Regions from separate parts of the Mus musculus genome. Here regions 2 and 3 are each linked to region 1. A link is a loop called in an ENCODE intact Hi-C map of the cell type or tissue named here. Cell type or tissue: heart. All regions are shown on one strand. Each heading gives the region's core, and the rest is flanking DNA. Links, peaks and the distances in the headings are about the cores only.

Region 1 (10,966 bases), core at 2,624-7,623:
ATGTTGGTGAAACTGTAGAGACACGAGTACTGTCATATGTAACTATGGAATAAAATAGGCCCTTTTTGGTAATCTTATTATAGCTATTAAAAGTATAAATATCCAGTCTTAGTGAAAGCAATCCACTGTTGAAATCATCCCACTAAAACAGAAGTGTTAGTATAAAATCATCTTTGCTGGTACTGGAACAAGTATGTTTATTATGAATTATTTATAGTCAGGAACAGTAGTCCTAATGATAACAGTACTTGTGTTGAATAAAAATATATTCTAGTATCAAGAAATGTATTGCATTAAAATGATAATTTCAATTCATAATTTTTCTGTTAGATAAATATAATGTACTAAGGCATTAAAAAGGCCAGTTTGTACATATACGACTGGATGTGTACTTGTATATATAATTGTATATTAAAATCCCATACTCAAGAACAAACAGAAGTCAAAATGACAAAGAATACATCAACAGTTAACACTAAGGAGAAACTGGATGGAATGGAGAGGCTTCTGTTGTACAAATTTCTGTGTTTGATTTGTTAAAACTACTTGCTTTAATAACAGTAATAACAAGTGAGTTTGATATGATAATGCCATGACAATGGGGTTATTAGCATGCTGGTGTGCTTGCCTTGAATGAATACATTTCAAGTCTGATCTTCAGCACTACAAAACACAATAAAAAATAAAAATGATAACTAGCTAACTTCTTCCTTTGTCATCCCTCCCCTAACCTTTTCTTCCTGGTTGCGAGGACAGGATCTAGGCCTCATACACACTAAGGTTTGAGCTACACTTCCCGCCAAATAGTTAACAAGGAGAGTTTACCAAACACTATTCTAGGAGAGTTTAAGCTTACCTAATTCCTAAAATAACTATACAATGCTAATGTTCATATTTTTGTCTTTACTGTTCAACATGAAGAATGGAGGCTCAGAGAGGTCAATATCACCTGCCCAAGACTGTACATTTACTGGTAACAGACTAGAAAGTAAATTCAAATAGTTTGCTTCCAGTGACATATTCTTCTAGTAAAAATCCAATTTAAAAAAAATCCCATTTCCAGTCAAAAATATACCAAGCATAAGCAGTTGGTGTTTTAGAGAGTTACTATTTTAAACGCAGATTTGTTATTGTTTTGAGCCCATCCAGGTCTCTCTTTGTTGCACAGACAAGAGATTACCATGCACACTGCAAAGCCAGGTTTATGATGAATTTTTTGATTATCAACCTTATATAGTCTTAAGAAAATGATTTTGTTTATATTTCAACTTTTACAATGACTAAACATCTTTTATTTGCTGGCTACATTATAGTCCTCTGAATGCATAAACCAATATTATGCCCCAGTACTTTCCAAGAACTATTCATTTTATCCTAATTTGAATTAACAACAAATAAACTGGCTGACATAAAAAACTTGATGTGCTAAAAAGCGTGAAATGTAATGGGTTTTGTTTGCTTTTTCTTTTCTTTTTTTTTTTTCCAAGTTTTTTGTTTGTTTGTTTGTTTTTGAGGCATGTTACTGCTATATATAGTCTAGAACGTATGTCCTGGAACTCATTGGTGAACCTCATGCCTCTGCCTAAAAATCATGAATTATAGTTGTACATTAGTTTTCCGTGAAGGAACTGAGCATACGGGATGAAAGACCAAGCTATTAATTCTAGCTGTTCATACACAGGCTGTCTGGGTCCTTATCTGTATTTGTTACTTGGTCATTTACATTCGATAATGCCACTTACAAACACTATTTATAAATTTTAAAAGGCCCACACATTCAGTCAACTTTTATCCATTTTCTTGCAAATGCTCTATATTCAAGTCAATTACTTTGAACTCTTTCTTGCCGCAGACCCTCTGGGTCCCTTGTCTGAGTGGAACGGGTCTCTGGGTGCAGATGGGCAAGGAGTTGGCGAGTGACAGACAGACCAACACGCGAGATTGTGTAGAATCTGAATGTAATTTGTCAAATTGAGCATCAAACTTTTTATACAGAATAGGAAAGTTAGATGACACATCGGCAAGGTACAAATGAGGTTATTGGATGCTTAATGACTCTTACACAAAACAGAGGAATGTAAACACAAAGACTGGCAGGAACTGGGCAATAAAACAACTGAGACAAAGTCAGCCCTATCTAAGGTCAGCTATAGTCTTAGAAGCCAGGTGTGAGGTCTTTACATTCCTAGGTCAAGAGCTTTCACACCCAAGTCATGGTTCTAATTAGGGAGTTCCGTTCTAGCTAACCATCTCATGAATGCAAAACTCTAAAATCACAGCCCGATCTACTTCCTAAACCATTGTAAATTCCTGTATATGGGAGCAACTTGGCTTTTATTCTAAGTGATAGAGTAATACCAGAGGCAATTCTGAATGTCACTGAATAGGCAACATTGTTACTGAATTCCAAGCCCATGGTCAGTTCAAGGACTTTCAAGGATGTTGGAACACTGGCGAAGGCTTAGCTATGTCAGAATTCAATCTTAAAAGGCACTTATAATAAAATAATACTAAAAGAGAGCACGTGGATCCATGCACCAGACTAACGCAGGAATAGGGTATGAGTATACGGGTTAATGAGAACACCAAAGCTCCAGGAGGTGAGTTTCCGTGAACCTCTTTGCCTCGTGAGTGCTTCCAGGCCTCTCGGCCTGCCAAGAAGACTTCACTGGGGTGTGCGTGGCACTTTCTGCTTTCTAAAAATGGCTATTACTGGGTAAGAAATTTACATTTTAAATACAGTTTTGAACACTTTCCAGGCCTTTATTATGGTACCATGCATTGTCTCTTATGGACTAATGAGGCCACTTGTAAATACATCATTCGAGGTGGTGTCTGATTCCTGATCAACTACTCTCATTCAGTGTACTTTGTGGAAAGGTGGATCGTAAACATGGAACTGTTTTAGGCTGGATGATTCTCGAAGCCTTTTAGGTTAGAGAGAAACTGAAGGTGACTCAGAAAAGAAACCTTTCTCATTCATGTCATATCTGGGCCCAAGTTCCTCCTCCTAAGCTATTTAATCAAGCCACCTGTAGAGCTGCTTCAATCTCCTTGCCTGACTATTCTCAACACTATGCAGATTCAAAGTCCTGCCTGGCCTTTGGCCTCCACTCCAGGAGGCTGATATTTCAGGAGTTAAACATAGTATTCAAGCTGGGGAGGTCACTCAGTGACAGACTGCTTGCCTAGCATTCATGAAGCCCTGGGTTTGATTAGCAGCACCACATAACCCAGGTGTGGTGCTGCATGAATGCAATCCCAGCTCAACTGTGCCTAGAAGAAGAGCAAGTAGAGATATGCAGTCAAGAACAGGTAGGTCAGTGGATAGAAAATTACTGACAAAACTACCACTGTGGGTGATATCAAGAACAGGTGATAAGGAATTTGGTTAGATTCCAAGGGTGGGAGGCTGTCACTAAACTGACCCATCAGGTTTACTTGCTAAAACTGGACTAAGCAAGCAGAGCTAAAAGGCTAAGTTAGAAATAAGATTTAGAGGATGGCTCAAGTTTGGTCAAAGGAGAGTCTTTGTTAGGGATTGTCATTTCTATAGCAGAACTGGTTTTCATCAGATTTTAAGGAAAGTGCCCTACTATATTGGTTGGCTGGCCCGGCCTGGAACTCATTATATAGACGAGGCTATCCTCAAACTCACAAGATCCACTTGCTTCTGCCTCCCAAGTGCTGGAATTGAAGGAATGAGCCACCATGCTCAGCTAATATAAAATTCTTAAAATAACTGCTATAAAATCAAGCAAAACGATTTAAAGAAATATTAAGCCAACCACAGTACAACAGTACATAGGTTAAATTAGGATGGTACTACGGGAGTGGCTGTCCTCTTGGCAATATCTCATCTAGCTAAGCCTTCTGTTACATGGATAATAATATGATAAGAGTTCCTAAGAAGCAGTTTATTTGTCACCAGGTCTCAAGACTCAGCCAGTGTTTTAATCAGCTCTGGCTGCTATAACACAACCCAGAGCTTATCAACAACAGTTTATTTTAACCGTTTTAGAAGGAGCCTGATATAAAGACATGGACTGTCAGGTTCTGGAGAGGGTCTTGTGGTCATTGTACTTCACATGGGGGGGCAGCAAAATAAAGGATAGAAGTTCTAAGATTGCTAAGTTTTATTCATGAGTGACCTCATCTAACCACAATGCACCAAAGACTCTTGACTCCAAAAATCAAGGGACAGAGTCCCAGTATCAGAGTTTAGGTCTTGGGGATGCAAACATTCAGCTAGAAACTTGCAGCTCTTGGTCCTCAGAAAAGTTAGGGTTGTCCCTGTTTCCTGGATACCAGTACTTACCAACAGGGAGCAGAACCTTTAGGACATTTTGTAAATCTAAATACGCTGCGATTACTTCTCTAAGGCAAGTTGTCTAAAGAGAACCACAAGGAACTCTCCAATTCATGCCTGGTCTTCAGTCACTATGGCGAACTGGATCGGGGCGGTGCTTGAGGTGAGACTGTGTATCTATAATATAGCAAGCACTTCTGAGCTTTCTAAGATCTAGTGAATTGGGATGTGTATGGGAGGAGATTACTATAGTATCTTCAGCTCATAAAATGGAGTAGGCAACATTGTAATTTACTCCAGCTTCTTTACTTTACTGCTACAGCTTTGTCATCACCCTAAATACTTGAGCAAGGAAACACTAGTAAAGTACAGAACCAGACTCCTCACTCACTCTTACAATATGTCAGACCTCAGGCACCAGACAAAAACACCCAAAGCTGAATGTGGGGTCCACGTCAATAAATGTGGAACGCTTTAAGCCTAGTGTGTAATGGTGTCCTGTCCCAAGGTTCTTTTTAGGGACTTATTTCCAGCTTTGGTACACTTCATCAGTCGCTCATATGGTCGGTCCCTGGTATCTTGATTTCATGTCTTTGGAGAGAAGCTAGGGGCCGGTTCAGGAGCATTTGACAAAGTGCTTTGCGCAGCTAGCTGTGAATTCCACTTGCCTAGAAGCTTACGCTAAAACCATGACCAGAGCTGACCCACATGCAGCCAGGCTTTCCTTTGCCCGGACAACCTTGTGAGACCTCTAGGAGCGAGAAGCGCGCCAAGAACGCAGACTCTAAGGCGCACTCGTGGCCACCCTAGAAGACAAGTCACTAATCTGCACCAGCAGCCAGCCAGAGATACGACAAATAAAATGGAAGCTCCTGCTCGGTGGGAACACAGGCCTCGCGCTGAGACCGGAGGCCCCGGCAAGCTAGGTGAGCAAAGAAAGCAGGGCGAAGGGGATGTACCCCAAGTCAGCTTCATTCAAACCCCGAGGACACCAGACCCCGCCTCCCAACACCTCGGTCCGCTCAATCGCCGCGCGCTCCGGGTGTGAGCTCGCCCCGCGGGGAGCGGCTTTCAGCTGAGGGGGCGGTGGCAGAGGCGGTTCGGGCAGCCCCACTCGGCCGATAGGCCCAGGCAAACAACACCCATTTCTCCCTCCCCCCCGCGCGGGGTTCAACTCCCACTCGGCCCCGGCCACGCCCTGCTGCCACCGCCCCCTCGGGCAGCTCTAGGCTCCGCAGCCAGGCCGCGTTCGGGGGCGGGAGGAAGGCGGTGCCTCAATCGGAATAGCCGTCAAAAACTACGAGGCCCGAAAGCCTTTGCGGGAGAGGCCCGCCCGCCTCCTCCCACGACTCACTGTGCGTCAGCGGCCTCATCCAATGAGAGCCGAGCCAGGGAAAAAGGGCGCCCGGGTCCGGATGCGCCTTAGGAAAAGCCATGCTCACGCCGAGGGGGCAGCTGGCAGTCCACTCAGACCACGGGATCGCAGGGAGCTCACGCTTCCCCGCGCTCGCCCCGCTCCTCTCCCTTAAGCCTAGCTCCATGTCTTCCTTCCGCGGCCCCTCGCAGGATGCTGCGGCGCGCTTTTGAGTGGAGGGCGCCGGGAACTGAGTAGGGGGCGGGATATCCTGAGACAACAAGTTTGGCTGTATGGAGGGCCTGCCGGCAGCAAACCGCAGCTAGCTCACCGAGAGGGCACGCTCCGCGGGCCGGGAAGGCAGAAGCCGAACAGCAGCGAGCACCAGCCGGGCAAAGGGGAGGAGAAAGGGCGGCCCCAGCGCCCCGGCCCCGGCAGGTCGGCGGCCAATCCGCTGGGGGAAGGGGTGGAGAGTCGGCGGCGCCGGCGGAGGCAGGCCGAGGGGGGTGGGGAGTCGCCGCGCTCGCGCCGCCCTGGCTCCGCCCCCCGGCCCGCGCCGCCGCCCTCGCCGCGCGCCGCCGCTGTCAATCAAGGGCGAGTCAGCCGGGCTCGGGCGGAGAGAGGAGCTGCTACGCCACAGCCCAGCGGCGGCCATTCGCGGAAAAAGAGGCAGAGCCTGTGCCAGCTACAGCCTCCTCCGAGCCACCGCGGGCGGGCGGGACCGGCCTCTCCTCCCGCCTCGCCCCCACCCCCACCCACCTCTATCCCAGTGTCTCTGAGAGGGTTTGTCCTGTTAATGCGGGATGAGCGGTACGTATTCTCCACCCCCCTCGGTCTCCTTCACCGCCTCCCTTCGTCCCTCCCTCCCCAGACCCTGCTCGCTTCCCCCTCCCCCGGGGCCGCCGAGATGCTGGAAGGGGAGGAGGAGAGGGCGGGAGGGAACCAGGGGGAGGGAAGGAGGGCTGTGTTTTGTCTTAATGTCTGAGCTAGAACAACCTCCTTCTGGGTGTTGCTCTGGAGCCTATGGGTCGGGTTTCAAACCACGTTTCGTGAGAGCCCCCTCCTCCCTACCCTCCTTCTCCCCCACCCCCTGCCGGTGTGCACGGATCGCGGGTTTACGGAGATTAATGTTCAAGAGGAGGGAGGGGGAAGAAGGGAGGAGAACGAATAATAATAATCCTAATAACCTGTTGTCGTGTGTGTTGGTGGTGGTGGGGGGTTGTTGCAGATCAGAAGAAGGAGGAGGAGGAGGAGGCGGCAGCGGCGATGGCTACAGAAGGAGGGAAAACCTCTGAGCCAGAGAATAACAATAAAAAACCCAAAACCTCAGGCTCCCAGGTAAAAGCAAACGTTAAAAGAAAATTCAACACAAAGCTTTAGGGAAGAGAGGGAGTTATGCTCTTTAAGTACCCAGAAGTAAAGAACAGAATAAAAATGTTTATCCATTCAAAGCATCTTTCTGAGTGAGGAACTTAAATCGTAAATTCTTGAAGATTTCCCATCGTTGAGGCTATAACGATGTTTATATTACACCAGGAATTCAGACTGTTAGAAGAAGGTGTCTATTTTCCCAAGGGCATTTTGAGTTTAGAAGAATAACACTTTAAGAAAGTTTACCAGAAAATTCCTTTTTATTTAAACTTTATGTAATAGGACTTGCCTTTTTATTCATATAGCTTCTATCACCTGCTTTTGTTCATATTTCCTTTTTAATTCTGCTGCCTATTGAGTGTGTTCTGATACTTAGAGCTCTCAAAATAAATAACCCCCTCCCGACTGCTGTCTTCCACTAAATCCGCCCACTTTTTTCCCCTCCCTCTCCTTTCCCCTCCCATTTTGGGTAGGACTCTCAGCCCTCTCCTCTGGCTTTACTGGCAGCTACTTGCAGCAAAATAGGGACTCCTGGTGAAAATCAAGCAACTGGACAACAGCAGATTATTATAGATCCAAGCCAAGGATTGGTGCAACTTCAGAATCAGCCACAGCAGCTAGAACTGGTGACGACGCAGCTTGCTGGAAACGCTTGGCAACTTGTTGCCTCCACTCCTCCTGCTTCAAAAGAAAATAACGTTTCTCAGCCAGCTTCTAGTTCATCTAGTTCTTCCAGCAGTAATAACGGGAGTTCCTCTCCTACAAAAACTAAATCAGGTAATCCTTCCACCCCTAATCAATTTCAAGTCATACAAGTACAAAACCCAAGCGGTAGTGTACAGTACCAAGTGATCCCCCAACTTCAGACGGTGGAAGGCCAGCAAATTCAAATCAACCCAACTAGTAGTTCATCTCTACAGGATTTGCAGGGTCAAATTCAGCTCATTTCTGCAGGTAATAATCAAGCTATCCTCACGGCTGCTAACAGGACAGCTTCTGGGAATATCCTTGCTCAAAACCTGGCAAATCAGACAGTTCCAGTACAAATTAGACCTGGCGTTTCAATACCATTGCAATTGCAGACCCTTCCTGGTACTCAGGCTCAAGTTGTAACAACCCTACCAATTAACATTGGAGGAGTGACTTTAGCTTTGCCAGTAATAAATAACGTGACTGCTGGAGGAGGGACTGGACAAGTCGGCCAGCCTACTACTACTACTGACAGTGGGACTTCCAATGGGAATCAGTTAGTTTCTACGCCCACCACCAGCACTGCTCCCGCCAGTACTATGCCTGAATCGCCCTCCTCCTCTACTACCTGCACAACCACCGCATCAACAACTCTGACGAGCAGTGACACATTAGTGAGCTCAGCAGATACAGGCCAGTATGCAAGCACATCAGCCAGTAGTTCTGAACGCACCATTGAAGAACCACAGACACCTGCTGCTACTGAGTCTGAAGCCCAGAGCTCCAGCCAGCTTCAGTCCAACGGAATTCAGAATGCACAAGACCAGTCAAATTCCCTTCAACAAGTACAGATTGTAGGCCAGCCTATCCTGCAGCAAATCCAGATCCAGCAGCCTCAGCAGCAGATTATTCAAGCTATCCCACCACAGTCATTTCAGCTCCAGTCAGGGCAGACAATTCAGACCATCCAGCAGCAGCCTTTGCAGAATGTTCAACTTCAAGCAGTAAACCCGACTCAGGTACTTATCAGGGCTCCAACTTTAACACCTTCAGGGCAAATCAGCTGGCAAACTGTCCAGGTCCAGAATATTCAAAGTCTTTCAAATTTGCAAGTTCAGAATGCTGGGTTATCCCAGCAGTTAACCATCACCCCAGTGTCTTCAAGTGGTGGCACAACTCTTGCTCAGATTGCTCCTGTGGCTGTTGCTGGTGCCCCAATAACTTTGAATACTGCCCAGCTTGCATCAGTGCCTAACCTTCAGACAGTGAGCGTTGCCAACCTGGGTGCTGCGGGTGTTCAAGTTCAGGGAGTTCCAGTAACAATCACTAGTGTTGCAGGTAAGCTACATCTTTTTAACCCATTATTAGGAGGGATTAGTAACAGAGTTATTGCTCAGGGCTATCTTTTAGGTTTGATACACCTCTGATGTATATATACTGGAAAGGGATTAAAAAACTGGACTATTATACCAGCAACTAGATGTAGTTATCATTGTGACCTCTTTATTTCTGTAGCTTTTAAGACTCAGTTTTGTGTGTTGAGCTGGGTAAATAATTAAATTATTTCATAAAGCATCATTTTCCGATTAGAACCATAATTATAGAGATCGTATTTGAGTACACTTGAACCGTTTGGGAAAATGAGCTCATCATCTCTTCTGATAGAAAATTGATTTACCTTGCATTGGTATATGGTTGTGAGTTTGTAGTATGTTAATTCTCCATAATAAGGCTTTTTAATTGGGCCTTCTTACATTTTTGCGTTTTGTCTTTAAGGTATTTTTGCTTTAATGTACAGTAGTTTTGAACCAAATACTGTTGTAGTTAAGATAGAAATTTAACTTGCAAATTGTTTCATTAAGTTTTTATGCCTGTATTTTTGCTACAGTCAGGATTGTGACTTTAATGGTCTTTGGTATATAAAATTTAAGGAAAAGTCTTTTTGTCCTTCCATTATCTGAACGTGTCTAGTGTTAAGTTGGTGAAAAGCAATTAAAAATGTAGGTAGTAAAATGTCATTAACTTGAACTAATTGTGGCCATGTTGTTTTAAACCAGCTATAAAAGCAGTTGCTATTTCTTATCAATATAATTAGATAACTTCTAAAGTACTTAAAAAACCTAGTTCAATTAAGTAGTATAATCTTTTTGGGGAGTGGTTTCATTTTACCAATATTTAGACTTCATTGATTCTGACTTAGTGAAAACTGGATAAGATTTTAGTACCTTTGATCTTTTCACTTTTTATTAACTAAAATTTTCTACTTTGGTAATTTGAGTATGCTTGTCCTTTTTGAATGACCTATCTTGAAATAAGATGCAGAAAAATTAAGATAAGGTTCTTCACAGTTAATAATTCAAGCCGATTCGTGCTTGTAAAATTACATTATCTAAAGATAGCCTGTCCATTCAGGAGAACCACCCAATAGAACGTTGTGTGATGTTTGATCAAGATGTGGCATCTCTGTCCTATCTGGTATTATCCACTAGTTATGGAGTGATTAAGCATATAAGGCATGGTGAAAATGGCCTGAGGAATTGAATTTTGAGTTTTATTTAAGCAGTTACATTTAGCTAGTGGCTCTTACGTTGACAGTGTATATCACCAGTATACTGGGTGTGATTCTTCCCCTAATACTTTTAGAACCCAAGTGTGTAAGTGATGGTTCTGTTTCCAGTCTTTACACTGCTCATACTAAACATTAATGCTAACTAGAAATTTCAGAGCAGTGTCTGGTTTTGGTGGTTTGAGTAATACTTTGCATTGTCAAAGTAGAAATTATTTACATTTCATCTTGCCTGCTAAACATTACTGAATTGTGGCTCATAGCATTGAGTAATTTGTAATCTAGGTTAGAAATGGTCAGTTCTTCTGCTCTCTAATTAATATTTTGCAGTCCAGAGGTTTCCTCTTACTAACTGAAGATAATTCAATATTCTGACTCCTTCCCCCTAAACTCCTGGAATGTTGCATTATAAATAATGTAAGATGAAATTTCTAGGAGTAAAATTTGGGGGCAGAGGTAGAATAGTAAAATAATTTGCTCTTTAGATTTTTCCAAGTGATTCTTAAACTACATAAAGTTTGGGAATCAAGGGTCTAATCAACAGTGAATCAGAAGGTGGAATGTGGAAGCCAGTGGGTGCTAAGCCTGTTCATATGTGCCCCAGAGCAAGTTTTACTGTCACATATGCCAGTCCCCTTACTAACCATTTCCCACGGACTATTCCAAACACTCCCAG
Region 2 (10,966 bases), core at 5,967-10,966, 100 kb after region 1:
AGGTGCTGAATGGCTAGAGGGGACAGTATCTCCTGGACACGGCAGGGCAGCTGCACTCAGAGAGGTTTCAGCAGCATGTTCAAGACCCATGCAAGCTCAAGCACAATCAAATCCACCACAAGAAGGGAACTTGAGGATAAGAGCTACCTCTACCTGTCAATTGTCACTTTTCTGTAGGAAGACTGCCCTAGTTAAATCAACCAAGCGTAAGTGCAAGACCACATACCCACGAATATTACAAAGGAAATGGGGGCACATAACTGCCCTGTAAGGTAAAGAAAGGGGAAGTGGATATTGGAAGTGTTAAGGGAGGAAGATGAGTATGAGAAAAACCTGTTGGGTGAAACTCAAAGAACTAATAAGAAATTTAAGAAAAATAAAATCATAGTATTGAACTATAGTTCGAATTTGTCTTTTTCTTTTTTAAGGAAGACACAGCATCTTTCTATATGCTTAGTGTATCATCTTGCATGATTGAATGTGCCTCAGCATTCCATATTTGTATTCTTGTCAGAAGATTGGAAAAAGTGGAAAGGGGCGGGGGGCAAAGCTAAGGAGTCAGGCCCAAATGTTGTACATCTCAATGACTTCCACTTCCCATTAGTTCCAAGAGAAAATTGGAAATGAATTTTGCAATTTGGTACCATGCGTTCCATTAAAACATGGAGTGGGAATCAAGAAACAGAGAGTAGGACCACTGGGAGAGAGGGCAGATTACCTGTCAAAGAAAACAGCTAAGATAGTACACAGTATGCTCATTTCCTTCAAGAGACAAGGTCTGCAGATGAACTCATTCATCAGGGAGATCTTTGCAGGGGGAGCAGGTGGGAGCACTGAGAATTGGGGTCCAGCTGACAGTCATCTCGAATCTGCTCCAAACTGGTTGAATCAAGATGGCTGGATAAGAACAGTGTAAACCTGGCTGGAGGAATGATGGTCCTCACATATGCTGGACCTGAGGGATAAAGAGTCAAGGTGAAGCGCAGGGGTTTAAGTGAACCAGCAGGAAAGGACTTGAAAACACACAAAACATGGAAGCTGCATAGACTGACTCCTACTCTCATCCTCTGCCACCCCCAGCAGCAGTGAAATCTGAGAACGTTACCTCTGAGCTCAGGGAAGTTCTGCCATTAATTCACTCCATAAGTACCCTTTTAACTTCTTATTTGCCTTTAATCTCTCTCTGGCATATATGTACATATGTACCGTATCAATTTGCACTTGTTCCTACCTTGCTCAGGTAGGTTCTAGGATGGTTAGCTATGTTTTTCTATCCCTTCTACTCCCAGGCCTTCTACTGAGGGTATACTGTTCTCTATATACCTTCTATATATCTTCTACTAGACTGTTCACTCATGTCTCATATATTTCCATCTGTTGTTAAGTCTTTTTCATTCTCTCATTCTTCTCCCTTCTCCTTTTACTTCTTAATCACATCCATCTACAGCTTCAACTATTTTTAAAATTTGTGGATTGTACCTGCTTCCTGGCTTTCTCTTCCCAGCTAATTTTCTGTTTTGATTTTTTTCAGACTTGATCTGTGTCCCTCTCCGAACCCCCACCCAACATAATCTTAGTTACTAAAGTCCACTACACACCACGTTGTCCTTTATTGTTTATCTTTAGTGGTTATTGAAGTCAAAGGGGCCACCCATGTTCTTGGGTTAATAGAATTACTGTGCTTATTCTTGTAGTTAATATTTCAGTCAGAGAATAATATAGATTCCACAATAGGTGTTTTTGATCTTCTGAACTGGGGAGGTAAGAGAACCATACCTTCCTAGCTCTATAGCCTATGTAATCCAATCTGTGCATGTGGTTTCACTGTGGAGGAGGAAACTTAACATCGCTGAGAAAACAGGCACTTTCGTCCATCACTACTGCATACTCAAGATAATAGAACCCCAGAGCACTCAGGAATTCCTAGAAAAATTACCCATGTGTTACTTAGATGCAGCATTTTATGAATTATGCATCTAAATTCTATCATATCCAAGTCCAACTTGAGGATTGCAACTGTTTCAACTGAAAGGATAAAGCTGACTGCAGAAAAGACCAAGCAACAACAACAACAACAACACCCTAATGAAGAAACATGAAAAACCAAGTCAACATAACTGCTGCAGAACTTAACTGATCCTACAGCAATGGCACCCAGTTAGTGTGAGTTAGATGAAAACCCAGATGGAGAACTCAAAAGAAATCAAAGAAGAAAATAAGCTTCTGGTCAGGGACACACAGTGCTGAATGAAATGATTATGGTAATACAATCTATGAAAGGGAATTCAGCAGAGAGAAGGAAACACTGAAGAAAAACGAATTGAAATACTAGAAATGAAAAACACAGTAGGTCAAATAAAAAGCATCATGGAAGCTCTAAGCAACAGAATGATCAAGGAGAGGACAGAACACCTGAACTTGACAAGGTGGAGGAGCTGGAACGATCCAGCAAGGATAAGGATGAAATAATAAGAGGGTATAAGTAGAAATTCTAAGATACACATGACACTGAAAATACCAAGTACAGATAACAGGCATGCAGATAGAAGAGACTCTCACTCTACAGGCATAGAAATCATTTTCTAAAGAATCATAATAGTGTATTTCTTAAGAGTTCATAAAGATGCCAAACCAGATAGAGGAAGCTTTTAGAACACCAAACGGAAAAGACCAGAAAAGATCCTCCTTCATCCTATGAGAACCAAACCACTAAAACAAAAACCAAAAACAAACAAAAAACAGAACAAAAAAAGTATATTGAAAATGGTGGTGGAGAAAGTTTAAGTCTCATACAAAGACATGCACATTAGATTGACCATAGACTTGTCAACTGAAACTTAAAGCTCAGAAAGGCCTTTAGGAGAATGTGTTTCAAGTTCAGGAAGATAACAATGGTCAACCTACACTAGGACCCAGACTACTACCCAGCAAAGCTACCTGTAATACTTGAAGGAGAAACAAAATCTTTCTCTAGAAAAAAATAGGCTAAAGGAACTTATGGCCAGATCTATGGAAAAGTACTTGTGCGTGAAGGGATTATCTGTATTGATGAGAAAGGCAAGTCCATCCGTAAGGCCTGAGAAAAAGAATAGACCATGATAGAATGATTCTTAAACAAGAGAGGAAGAGGGAAGAACCAACTACAGACTCAACAAAATGGCAAGTATCAATTCATACCTTTCAGTAATTGCTCTGAATATCAAGGGTCGCAATTCCTCAAAGCAAAGCACACAGGTTGGATGTAGGTTGGATGAAACAGCAGGAGCCATTTATTTGTAGCCTCCAAGAAATGTACCTTACCACAAAAGACAGGTACTACCTCATGGGGAAAGGACAGAAAAAGAGTCATCTCAGCAAATGAATTCAGGAAACAAGGAGTTGTTGCTCTTTTAAGTTTTGACAAAACAGACTTCGAACATAGTAAGAAAAGATCCTCTTCACATTGACTATGGGAACTGCACCAAGAGGACATTACAATTCTAAGCATAAAGGCGTGATCACAGGTACACCCAATGTTAAAAAACAATACTACTAGATGTAATGTCATGTATTAAACCCAACAAAACAGTAGCACGTGAATTTAATACACCATTCACCAATTTACAGGACATCCCAACCAAATAAAACAACAACAAAATCATCAAAATCACAAAAGGGAGAAATACCTGCATTAAATGACATCAAGTACTTTGGTTGCAGGACATAAATCAATTAAGCTGTAATTGAGCCAAACAGTTCCTCTCTGGTTCTGGAAGGTGTTTATGAAGGCCACTGGGTGGTCTTACCTATCTATCTATGAACTCTGTGAACTCCATTACTAACCCGCCAACCTGGGTGTGCCCACTGGTACAACAGCAACTGTTATGAGGATAACACACTGCTTTCTGATTGGCTCCAAGGCCTGTTCCACCAGAGGGATTTCATGCCTAACACTGTAAGCAAGACATCTATGCCAACTCCCTGCCTCCAACCCCAGGCTCAGGAAACACTGTGAGATGAGGCTGAAAGAATGTTGAAAGAAATAGGAAGGGAAGCAATGCTATAAAACACTGTCTTCTGGACACCAAATGACTGTTTCTCCTACACATTCACAGCAATAGTGGTTACTGGGCAAGCCTAGGCTCACCAACAGCCATTATTGATAAGGAAAGGACTACAGAACTCCATCCCTCCCTGAGGACTGAACAGCAGCTAATAGTTGGTTGAGAGAACTGGGGGAGTCATGTTTTTTAGTGGACTAGCTCTGCTAAATTGTCCTTGCTGGATTAAATAGCCTTTCGCTCATGCCCAAGCAAACAACCCTAATTAAGGGCAGTAGTGTGTATATGTGTGTGTGTGTGTGTGTGTGTGTGTGTGTGTGTGTGTAGATATGAAAGTTGGAGGGAACTTATTGGGAAGACAAGAACTTTGATAGGAGTGGGGAAGGGAATAAGAGATTGGTTCCCTGTACAAGCAGGCTAGTTGAGAATTTTCTTCTCGTAACAGCATCAGAAGTGGAAGGGACAAGGTCTACCATACAAAGCTGTCTGCAGCCTGTGTTACATCTGCTCACATCCAGTTACTGAAGCAACTCCATGAATCTTAAAGTGAACCCTTCTCAAGGGAAGGTCAGTGAGGAAGTGTTTGCTGAAAAGTTGATGATTTCCTATTTCAGGTGAAGACTGAGGCACGCAGAGGGTAAATGGCTTGCTCGGATCACACATTAGCACCTTGTGGGTGACCTTCCGGGCTTTATGGGGTTTCCCAGGGAAGGCGGCAGTGGGGGTGTTGGAGGTTGTGGTGGCAGAAGTTGTGATTGCTAGGGCAAAGGTGGCTTGCTTTTGGTAATATTTAAAACTCTTTGCTCAGAAGTGCATGCTGACAGGAGCCTGATATAGCTGTCTCCTGAGAGGCTCTGCCAGTGCCTGACATATACAGAGGTGGATGCTTGCAGCCAACCATTGAACTGATCACAGGGTCCCCAATGGAGGAGTTAGAGAAAGGACTGAAGGAGCTAAAGGGGTTTGCAACCCCATAGGAAGAACAACATTATCAACCAAGAAGAGTTCCCAGGGTCTAAACCACCAACCAAGGAGGGACCCAAGGTTCCAGCTTGTGGGGCATCAATGGGAGAAGAGGCCCTTTGGTCCTGTGAAGACTTGATGCCCCAGTGTAGGGGAATTAGAGGGCAGGGAGGCAGGTGTGGGTAAGAGGGTGGGGTACACCCTCATAGAAGCAGGAGGAGGGGGAATGGAATAGGGGGATTCTGGGGGGGGAGCAGGAAAGGGGATAACACTTGAAATGTAAATAAATAAAATATCCAATAAAAAAAGAAAAAAGAAAAAATTCAGAATAAAATGTAAAGCAAACAAGCAAACAAACAAAACTCTTTGTTATCCGAAGGTTTCAGGTAATTGACTCCTGTTGTGTAGCAGCAGGGAATTAAGTAAAAGATTGTTAGAGTTCCTTTCTTGCCCAGGAGCCTCTTGCTGGCCAGGTGAGAGGCTTGGAACTTACTAATTTTTTTGTGAACCAGAGAGAAAAGGAAAGGAAAAAAGGGGAGAACTCAAGCACACACATAGACACTTGCACCTTCTACATATAGCAGAAATGGTTACACTTCCTTTCTTCGTGGCTAGCAGCAATTTTTATAGCTTTTCAGACAAAAAGTTCTCTATGTAAGAAAGAATTACCTCAGAGATAGAATGTTACACAAAAGGGGAGTTACAGAGAGGTATCCATAGCAAGTTCAAAGCAGTGTTTCATTCCATACGCTCATAAATTCAAAGCAACAGTTTTTTTTTTAATTAGGTATTTATTTCATTTACATTTCCAATGCTGTCCCAAAAGTCTCCCACCCACTCCCCCACCCACCCACTCCCACTTCTTGGCCTGGCGCTCCCCTGTACTGAAGCAGATAAAGTTTGCACGACCAATGGGCCTCTCTCTCCACTGATGGCCTACTAGGCCATCTTCTGATACATATGCAGCTAGAGACACGAGCTCTGGGGGGTACTGGGTAGTTCATATTGTTGTTCCACCTATAGGGTTGCAGATCCCTTTAGCTCCTTGGTTACTTTCTCTAGCTCCTCCATTGGGGGCCCTGTGATCCATCCAATAGCTGACTGTGAGCATCCACTTCTGTGTTTGCTAGGCCCCAGTATAGTCTCACAAGAGACAGCTATATCTGGGTCCTTTCAGCAAAATCTTGCTAGTGTATGCAATGGTGTCAGCGTTTGGAGGCTGATTATGGGATGGATCCCCGGATATGGCAGTCTCTAGATGGTCCATCCTTTCGTCTCAGTTCCAAACTGTGTCTCTGTAACTCCTTCCATGGGTGTTTTGTTCCCAATTCTAAGAAGGGGCAAAGTGTCCACACTTTGGTCTTCGTTCTTTTTGAGTTTCATGTGTTTAGCAAATTGTATTCCTCCATTGTTGGTGGGATTGCTCAAGATGCTGAACTCCAGAAATTCAAATAACCTCATTAAAAATGGGGTACAGAGCTAAACAAAGAATTCTCAACTGAGGAATACCGAAGGGCTGAGAAGCACTTGAAAAAAAATGTTCAACATCTTTAATCATCAGGGAAATGCAAATCAAAACAACCCTGAGATTCCACCTCACACCAGTCAGAATGGCTAGGATCAAAAATTCAGGTGACAGCAGATGCTGGCAAGGATGTGAAGAAAGAGGAACACTCCTCCATTGTTGGTGGGATTGCAAGCTGGTACAACCACTCTGGAAATCAGTCTGGCGGTTCCTCAGAAAATTGGACATAGTACTACCGGAGGATCCCGCAATGCCTCTCCTGGGCATATATCCAGAAGATGTTCCAACTGTTAAGAAGGACACATGCTCCACTATGTTCATAGCAGCCTTATTTATAATAGCCAGAAGCTGGAAAGAACCCAGATGCCCCTCAACAGAGGAATGGATATAGAAAATGTGGTACATCTACACAATGGAGTAGTACTCAGCTATTAAAAACAATGAATTTATGAAATTCCTAGGCAAATGGATGGACCTGGAGGGCATCATCCTGAGTGAGGTAACCCAATCACAAAAGAACTCACACAATATGTACTCACTGATAAGTGTATATTAGCCCAGAAACTTAGAATACCCAAGATATAAGATACAATTTGCTAAACAAAGCAACAGTTTTTAAATGGCCTTGTCTTATCATAGTGCACACCTGTGGCTTCATCCTTGGACCTGAGTGTTTTTCTTTGAACACAAATTTGTCCCAGGTCTATAATTCTTTTTAGTGTAATTATGAAAGCTCATTGTATTCTTTATTATGTAGCCTTTACTTTATGAGGAGGGGGTAAATTCTATTCCTGATTCTAATTTTATTACATCTTTTAGGCAAAACAACTAAAACCATGTAAAAAACTTTCTTCCTAAAATTATTTGAATCAAATCAGGAATTCTATGAAATCATTAACTCATCTAAGCAGCATTAATTCATGAAAGTTTATCTTTATGTCGATCTGCAGGAAATCTGCTCAATACAGTAGGCTAATGTCCAGAAGTTATTATACTATGTAATAGTGACTGGGAAAGGCATATCAGCTGCAAGAAGCAATCTTGAGAGGAAATTTCTGAAGGCCTTGCTATTCAGTTTACCCATCACCACCATGCAAAAATGGTGGGTCATCTCTAGAAAAGTCACCTGCATGCCTTTAGCCTATCCTAGATGGCTCTGACAGCATCTGATAGAAATAGAAGGCAAACCCAGGTGGAATAGCCTCAGTCCAGTCAGTGTGGAGCTAACTTAGACAAGTGATGTGAGGACAGAAGCTTAGTGTGCCTACAATACTGTGTGTTCAGCATCAGCAGTGATTGGCACTCAGTAGGTGTTTAATAAAGATTTTTTTTGTGTGTGTGAGAAGCCAAGTGAACTCATTATGGTACCTGCTTGGTGCTTTTAAATCATACTTGAAAAAATATTGAGAAAAAGCATGCCTTTCTTAAGTGATGGATTTATTACTCTGAGATACAAATTTTCTAGGGAAACGCACTTCTTAATATCTACTGCAATGAAAGACTGGGTTTATAGAGTAAATTATTTCTGAAAAAAGAAACTATTCTGCTGGAGAAAACCCAATGACAAGTTAAAATTGCACTGGCCTTGGTGAATGTGGCAGGCTCTGTCCAGTGCAACGTCACTGTTCTGATGGCAGCTAGGAAGCTACATTCTTTGCTACATATTCTTTTACTATTTTGTTACATTTAAGTCCTTGAAAAAATCTTACTTTAATATTAGTATTTTTGCTCAAAATGTTCCTTCCCCAAATTGAAAGTAGTTTATTGACTTACAATGTAACGTAACTTATTCTTTCTCTAAACTTATTGAATAAGCAATTCTCTGTGTACGATGTGTGTGGCAGCATTTCTTGCTACCTAACTACTTTGGACCATACTTCATCCACAGTTAAACATTGAGCATTTAGCCCCAGCTTTCTAGGGATTAGATAAATTTACCATGGCGGCAAATTTAGCAGGACTATCTGCTCAAGACAGTACTGCTGAATCCAGAGCCGCTAACTAGTCCTGGAACATTTCTGGGATCCCCAAGATGCCCAGGGGAGGAAAGCAGAGAAATCCAGTTGATTTCCCGGTCTCTGCCTGAGAGCTACCGGGCGACCCAAGACTCTCGCTCCTCCCTCACTCCCGGGACGGGGCGGGGCAGCCATCTCCCTGGCAACGGGACGCGCTGCAGTCCGAGCCACCTCGCTTCCAGTGCACCTAGCTCTGCAGGCAGAGCGGCTGGCGCTGGCTCGGTGATAGCCTCCTTGGCGCACGACTCCAAGAATCCTCTCTAGGTACGAGATGGCAGCACAGGAGGAAGGGACTGTGCTGAGGCTCAGCCCCTCAGAGCAGGAGGACGAGGAGGACGAGGAGGCGGCGGCTGCAAGGAGAGTGCAACGCTTTGCCCTAGACCCGCGGGTGCGCTTCCTGGGAGGCCGTCTGCGCCAGGCGTTGAGGTTCCCGGAGGAGACGTGGGGCCAGTATCTGGAGAGCGATGACCACCGGCAGGTCCTAGGAGACTTTTTGGAGAGCACTGGTCCTGCCAGCCTGGTGTTTAGTGTTGCGACCGCCGGGCGGCTCTCGGCTTCCCCCGAGGTAAGGCGCGACCCGAGAGGGATGCCCGCTGCCGGACTTAAACAGAACTTGAAGTCAGCCTCTTGGACTGATCCGGGTCCCCGTGTGCACCAGCTCTGCAGAAAACGCTGTACTTTAGTTTTCTACAAGGGATGCCTGCCAGAAGGGATGGTTGTCTAAAATGATGTTAGAAAACTAGCGCAGTCTGTGATGCCTGGGCTTATGGCGCCTGGGGAGCTTTTTGGGCCAAATAACTTATGTTTCAGTCCCCGGTGGAACTCTAGAGTCATATCCTTTTAAAAAACGATAGCAAAGTATTAGGCAAAACCCTTATAGCTTGAGTTGTTTCAGTATCTACCAACTACATTTTGTCCAGGAAAGAAATAATCGAGTTCTAACAAAAAGCGGGGCGGGGGACTGGCTGGATTATTGTGGCACTTACTATATTACCCCTGGCACTTGGGAGGCAGAGGAGGCAGGAGGATCTCTGTGAGTTCCTGGCCAGCCTGGTCTACACAGCAAGTTCCAGGACTACACCATGAGACCCTGTCAAAACCACAAACAAACAAAATATAAACAACAAAACCAACAATAACAACCATTAGACTGGCTGGTGTCATTTAAAACACAGAATAAACATATTTGTTGCATAGATTAGATAGTGATTTCAAGGAGCATTATCTTAGCAATTAAATTGTAAATTCTTTTTAGAACATATATTCATTTTTTATGTGTATGTATGTTTGCCCGCATGTATGTCTGTGCACCTTGTGGGTATCTGGTGCCCATGGAGGTCAGAAGAGATGTGTTGGGATTCCTTGGAACTGGGGTTACAAATTATTGTGAATTACCACCATGTGGGTGCTTGAAAAGGAAACGTCTGCCCCCACCCCCCACCCCCAACGTAAATTCCAAGTAAAGTAACCTGTCTACTTGTTTATAGCAGAGGTGTGCCCTGGAAAGTTACATATCAATAGCACTCTGAAAACTTATGTCCAATTGTCTTATTCTCTGATGTGTTTTTCTTTAAAACTGATGGTAGTTCCATGGTGTGTGTGTGTGTGTGTAGCTTGTAATTTGCACAGGCTTCAAGCTTAATAGGCATTGCCTTTTTTTGCTTTCTTTTCCTTCCTTCTTTTCTGATTTTGGAGCCCTTGCCCAGTAGGTTATCTGTTGGGCCTGGGGTTCATGTTGTAAATGACCAGATGTCGTCATTTAGGATAGGTGTGAGGCAAGCCCTCAGAATGGTTGCATTACAGCTGTGTGAGTTTTGAATATCTTTGTTTTGATATTCTCCTAATTATAACTTTAAAAAATAAGTTAGTATGTCAGACAAGTCAAGACACCTTAAACTCTCAGAGCATAGAAACTAAATAGTGTAGTATTTACCAAACCAAACAAAACCAAAAAACCCTTAACAGTTATAGGAATGTTAAATTATCTTGGCTAAACACTTCTTTGCCTTGACAGCAGGAATGCAAATTAACCCCTTTTTATCTCAGTTTGGCTTATTTTCAAACAAGAGAAAAATTAGCAAAAGGGGGGAAAAAACCTTACTAGGATTAAAATGTTCTTATGTTTGGTTTTGTATATGAGCTTCTTACGGTATATGCTGTTGAGGAGTAATGGACATGTCTTTGAGGGTGGTATTGTTTAAAAAAAAAAAAGGGAAAAAGAGAACCCTACCTTTTTCAGGACACAGAAGAGCAACAGAGCAACCTTGTTTGTAAACATGGGCAAGATGCCATGGTTTTACTTCTTCTGTTGGCAATCTGTCTGCAAGTGGGATACAGCAAACCCTGCTTGTTAACAAAGAGATTCTGTAGTGAACTCGAACTAATTATCTTGCTTTTGTTCCAGATTCCAAGAGATGTGAAAC
Region 3 (5,000 bases), core at 1-5,000, 310 kb after region 1:
GTGCATAATGAATCCTTGCAGTCTCCTGTGTCTTCATGCTTTCCCTGAGCTTACACTTCTAATGGTGGTCCTCTAAAGCTCAGGACCCTTGAATGGTCACACCTACTGTGCTGACAATGAAGAGTTCCTCCCATCCACTGTCTGTGACATGATATTGCAACCAACCTCAGGCTCTACCGATGAATCCCTGTGTCTAGAGAGAGTATACAAATACACGACTGGATCCTCTGACTGTCATGTCCCCATCCATGAATCCCACCAGCTGTGCAGTGAAAATATTTGAAGAGGAACACAACTGTACGGAGTGTGCATATAACCGTACCGAGTGTGTACATACTTCTTTTTATTGTCTTGATTCCCTAAATAGCACAGAATAACAACTCCCTACACTGTTTACCTTGTCTTAGGGGCAATAAGTAATCCTAACAGGAAGGACTAATAGGTGGTTGAAGGATAATAGGTTTGACCTGTGAAAGCAATATACTTTTCATATAAGTGTTTGGAAAACCTGTGGGTATGTTAGGGATCCTGGAACTGATCCCTGGCAGATCCCAAACACAGAACAATGGCTTATTCAGATATTAATTAACTTTTAAATCATTAGCTAGTAAGAAAAAAACTTTTCTTAGCAGAAACATGCTACCCAAGTTTTAAATTTTTCTCTGAAAAATCTCAGGTGAGAACTAAAGAAGATACTTTTTATTTTAAATGCAAACAGAAATTGATGTCATTTGTGATGATAAATCTGGCTTTATTTTATTGTTTTATACTTTGCGTTGAAAAGGTATTTCAGCTTTGTGAAACCTACTGAATCATGTAACAGAAGGAATTTGCAGGTAGAAATGTTGACGATCATGGTGACTTATTTTTATGTGGCTTGTGTTAGGGAACAAGTAAAATGTCCCACTCCCAAAGGGAATCATGAGCTATGCTTGAGAGAAGAGGGGCCACATTTTGAGGAAAGCACAACTGTACTTCTGCCTGCCCTGTGGCACCGCCACTCTGAAAGTCAATGCTACCTTGCACCTTGCTGCCTGGGCTGGGGTAGCTGATTAGTGTGTCTGGCCTTGCCCCCTTCCTCATTGTCTGAGACTTCAGTGTACTGCTTGGCACACTCATCCCTCTGTTGTTTCTGACCTGTCCCCCCTCACCCCTACAGATGGTTTTTTGTTTCTCACCGGTTGGCCACACACTGCGAGTTAGAGCCCGGAAGTTCCCAGCCATAGTTAACTGCACAGCTATTGACTGGTTTCATGAATGGCCACAGGAGGCTCTGGTCTCAGTCAGCAGGAGGTTCATCGAAGAAATTGAGGGGATTGAGGTACGTTGCGTCAGCCTGAGGTAGGTACCCAGCGTGCACAAGTCTCAGTACACTATTGGCAGGAAGCTCGGTCAGCCACTTTCAGTTTCGCAATCTCTGTATCAAATATGTATCTCTTCTTTTATGTTGCTTTTCATTGTATCTGGGTTTTGTGCATTGTTGGGGGTGGGATTCTGGCCTTATGGGGTTATAAGTTATCTTTGTCACTTCTTGATGAGTTTGGTATCTCCAAATACGTTTTTAAATGTCTGTGTGAAAAAAGTAGGTTTGAAGAATAAAGAAAGCAACTGAATCAAGCCTTCCGATTTCCCAGTGGAGTTGAGGCCAGGATCCTTTCTGATTAGAGAGATTGTGTTAGAATGTGACTCCCAGAGAGCTTTGCCCTCACCTCCCATTGAGCAATAAGGTGGGAGTGCCTAGAATAGACCCAGAATTAGTGGAAGTGGCTCTCTCTAAGCCAAAATTGATTGGGGACACTTAAGTAATGTCGTAAGTTCTCACCCTCTCCCTTACTCCAGGAGCCATGATCACCCACATCCAAAGAAACATTATGGCACTTTGTTAAATAGCGTGTCCTCGGGTGGCCAGATGGTTAGAGTCTGGGTATGTTTATGAGATTGACGGTTACTATGCCGCTGTCTTTATTGCGTGGCATGTTATTTTTCCTTTGCGTCTCCTTAAAAAGGGCGTAACCCTATGGGTGTGTGTAGCTTGGGAGTGGTGAAAAGCATTCACTGCTGCATACAGGTTTTCTTTCTCCCCTAAACATGTCTATGAATCTGTTGATCACTGGACTGCAGGGGGAAGCAACATTTAACATGGCAAACACATCTGGGGTGGGAGCACATGCCTGCCTCCTCTCTCCTTCTCTCTTCCACAATCATGTGACAAGTACACGCACAAGGAAACAAGAAAAAAGAAAAGAAAAGAAACGAAAAGAAAAGAAAAGAAAAGAGAAAAGAGAAAAGAGAAAAGAGAAAAGAAAAGAAAAGAAAAGAAAAGAAAAGTCAAGTCTTCTGAAGTTGGGGGGGGGGTAGGAATTAGATCTGCACATCTAGAGAGCCATTAGTTATGATAAAAGTAGTGTTAAGTGTTACTCCCAGCCCCTAGGACAATCTTCAGGTTCTTTAATGTTGTTGAAATACTGGGGCATCATCTTATCTTCCAACAGCTGAGAAGAGAGGTTGGAAGTTCTGATTCTACAGGAATCAATGCCACATACTACTAGCAGATTTCTAGTTTCCTTGGTTCATTTTTATCAAACTTGGAACAAAAGAAGTGGGCTGGTTTCTGAATGGAGTTTTGATTCTCCTCGGTTGGTAGGAGATCCAAGCTAGCAGCTCCAGAGAAGCACACGCACAGCCTCACAGCCTGCCAGTCTTTGCTGTCCTGTGTCTGTGTCTGCTTTCTCCAGCGGAGCAGCATCTCAGCCTGGCCAGGACTATTGACACCTGCTGGATGAGGCGGGCTTTGCAGTCCCGAGGGCTGCACAAGGTGCTGTGGTCTATCTGACGGTGTCATGCCGCCTCCTATAGGATCCTGGGTGTCAAATAGGAATACTTTTCTTAGCACTTCAGCCTTCCCATCAAGCTGAATTCTGCCTGCTAACAATCAGCCAGATGATTTCCTTTCATTATAAGGTGCTGATTTAACCCTCCCACCTTCCTGATTTGTCACACGGGAAGCACTAATTATAATTCAGAGTACTGTGGGACCACATTCCCCTAAAACCATGTGGTATCTTTTCTGTAGAGGTCAGAAACAGCTTTTACATTTTTGAATGAGTGCTAATTTGATTGCTTTTTTAGTCTTAATTTCCATCAGCAAGACTGAAAGTTATCGGCATAATTTTGTCACTTCTTAATTATTGACCTCATTGGATGAGTGGAAGGTACTTATACAAACAAGGTGACCCCTTTTGGCCATAGACAAGCCATGTTATATATGTTGACATCAGTACATACTCAGGGCTGAGGCAGCCCACAGCCCTGACTGCATCTAACTGAATGGGTATGCTATTTTTTTTCCTGTTACCTGATACGGAACTAAATGACAGCTGACAAATAAAGGACATAAAAGCAGTCTGACACCTAAGTGTCAGTCACTGTGTTGCTCATCAGACACTCCTGTCAATATGCGCTGCCTCTTGCAGTGAGGTAGGAAGAGGCAATATAAGGCAGGAGGGAGGGAAAGTCTTGCATACCACTAGGAGTAGGGTTGAAGGTGCAGATGGAAGCAAGTTGGGGATGTGATGGTTAGTGCACAGGCTCCAGTTAGGAATGCATGGAGCAAAAAAGTAGATGGTATTGGGAACGTAAGAGAAAAACATTGGTTTTGGTTTCTTTAAGGCAAAGTGAGCCTTAGGCATTCTCGAAATCAGGGTCATATGAAAGGACATGTTTTAATGTAAATTTAAAATATGAGCTGACAGGGGAGGGGGAATTCTGTTGCAGGATTTGAGGACAGAAGCAGCCCATGTCACTTGGGCATGATATCTGACTGACAGAGGAAGGAAGGTCTGCCCTCCTGAAGTAATGACACTGCAGTGAGGGCTCAATGCCACGCCACTATTACAGTTAAATGTGGTGCTGCTGCCATGTCTGCATCCCCTACCTTAGAAGGTGTAGCACAGAATGGCAGGGGTGATCCACTCAAATAGAAGTTACCTTTCTGTCAGATTTAGACTTGATGCTTCTCCAGTGCCTACACATGTGTGTGACTACATGTATACACACACACACACACACACACACACACACACTCCTTGTGCCAAACAGGAGGGGCATTACATTTATTGCGTCAGTGATAACTATGCTATATTGATGATTTGGGCCACAATTCTTTCATTGAAATGTCAATTACAAGTGTTAACTTATAAAGTCCGAAGTTGACCATGCGGACAATACGATAACTTTTCAAGTAGAATCTTGGATCCTGTTGGTAGCCCTAATGATCTAGGTTTAGCTGTGCATACTCAACACAAAGAATAAAGACACACGGAATGTGGAAACAGAAAAGAGACTTTGTTTACATTGGTGAGAACATTAAAGAGAGAAATCCTGAGTCCAGCTTAAAGCTACTAGCATAAGGTTAGGTTTAAATAGACTGCATGTGCTTTACCTGATTAGAAAGTCCTGGTCCAAGTGTGGCCCTGCCCACCATGGCCCCTTCAGTGTCTCACTTGCCATGTGTCTTATAAGTTGTAGGAATACTCTCTTTCTGGTGGCTGTCACAGTATCTTCAGCCTTTCCCTACAGTATGATTCCAGGGCCAATTCTAATTCTTTGGGATCTGTTGTTTCATTAGTCTGATAGCTGAGGAGAGGTGTGTGCACGTCCTTTTAGAATATCTAGCTTCCTACACAGTAGTTACACTAAAGCCATTTTGAAGTACCAAGACAAAACCAAAGGAAGATCTTAGGGATCTGCCTAAACTTCATCCTAGCCTCAGCTTCTATCTTCAAATTGGTGGGAAAGCCCCATCACGGTTCACACCCTTCTCCATCATCATCTTTAGCTCTGTGTGTACGTCATTATATATGTAGTGCTCTGTGCCTATTAGGCAAATATAGAATACAGTTTTTTAAAGAATACTGTTTTCCCAACAGGGTTTTTTGTTTTTGTTTTTGTTTTTTCAGCTTTCTAAAGATTAGGAATCCTATCACCCATGAAAGCAGGGT

What was found. Hi-C counts contacts between places; a loop is a spot of excess contacts. Peaks named below come from ENCODE experiments on the same cell type or tissue, not always from the same donor. Only the 100,000 strongest peaks of a DNase experiment are listed, where the experiment ranks them.
Region 2: a loop joins it to region 1, with 2.0 times the contacts of the local background. A loop is called at or near these places in 3 of 42 quality-filtered maps.
Region 3: it touches region 1 in a loop (4-fold over the local background); 9 of 42 quality-filtered maps call a loop at or near these places.

What each region holds. Positions count from the first base shown.
Region 1 is chr12:118,296,734-118,307,699 of GRCm38, reverse strand. Sp4 (trans-acting transcription factor 4) reads left to right here and starts at 6,260. Exons shown (of 6, transcript NM_009239.4): 1 at 6,260-6,473; 2 at 6,892-7,001; 3 at 7,508-9,062. The coding sequence starts at 6,467. In heart, for the core only: CTCF peaks have their summits at 5,532 and 6,322; DNase peaks (open chromatin) are centred at 5,549, 6,369 and 7,509; H3K4me3 peaks cover 3,194 bases; H3K27ac peaks cover 3,162 bases.
Region 2 is chr12:118,196,681-118,207,646 of GRCm38, reverse strand. It overlaps Dnah11 (dynein, axonemal, heavy chain 11), which reads left to right and starts at 8,604. Exons shown (of 82, transcript NM_010060.3): 1 at 8,604-9,108; 2 at 10,948-10,966. The coding sequence starts at 8,815. In heart, for the core only: no CTCF peak of the experiment used is centred there; a DNase peak (open chromatin) is centred at 8,686; H3K4me3 peaks cover 1,108 bases; H3K27me3 peaks cover 2,123 bases.
Region 3 is chr12:117,991,450-117,996,449 of GRCm38, reverse strand. It overlaps Dnah11 (dynein, axonemal, heavy chain 11), which reads left to right. Exons shown (of 82, transcript NM_010060.3): 55 at 1,160-1,321. Among named protein-coding and RNA genes, the nearest start is that of Cdca7l, 150 kb to the right of the region's middle. In heart, for the core only: a CTCF peak has its summit at 2,807 (motif pointing left); a DNase peak (open chromatin) is centred at 2,789; H3K27me3 peaks cover 1,781 bases.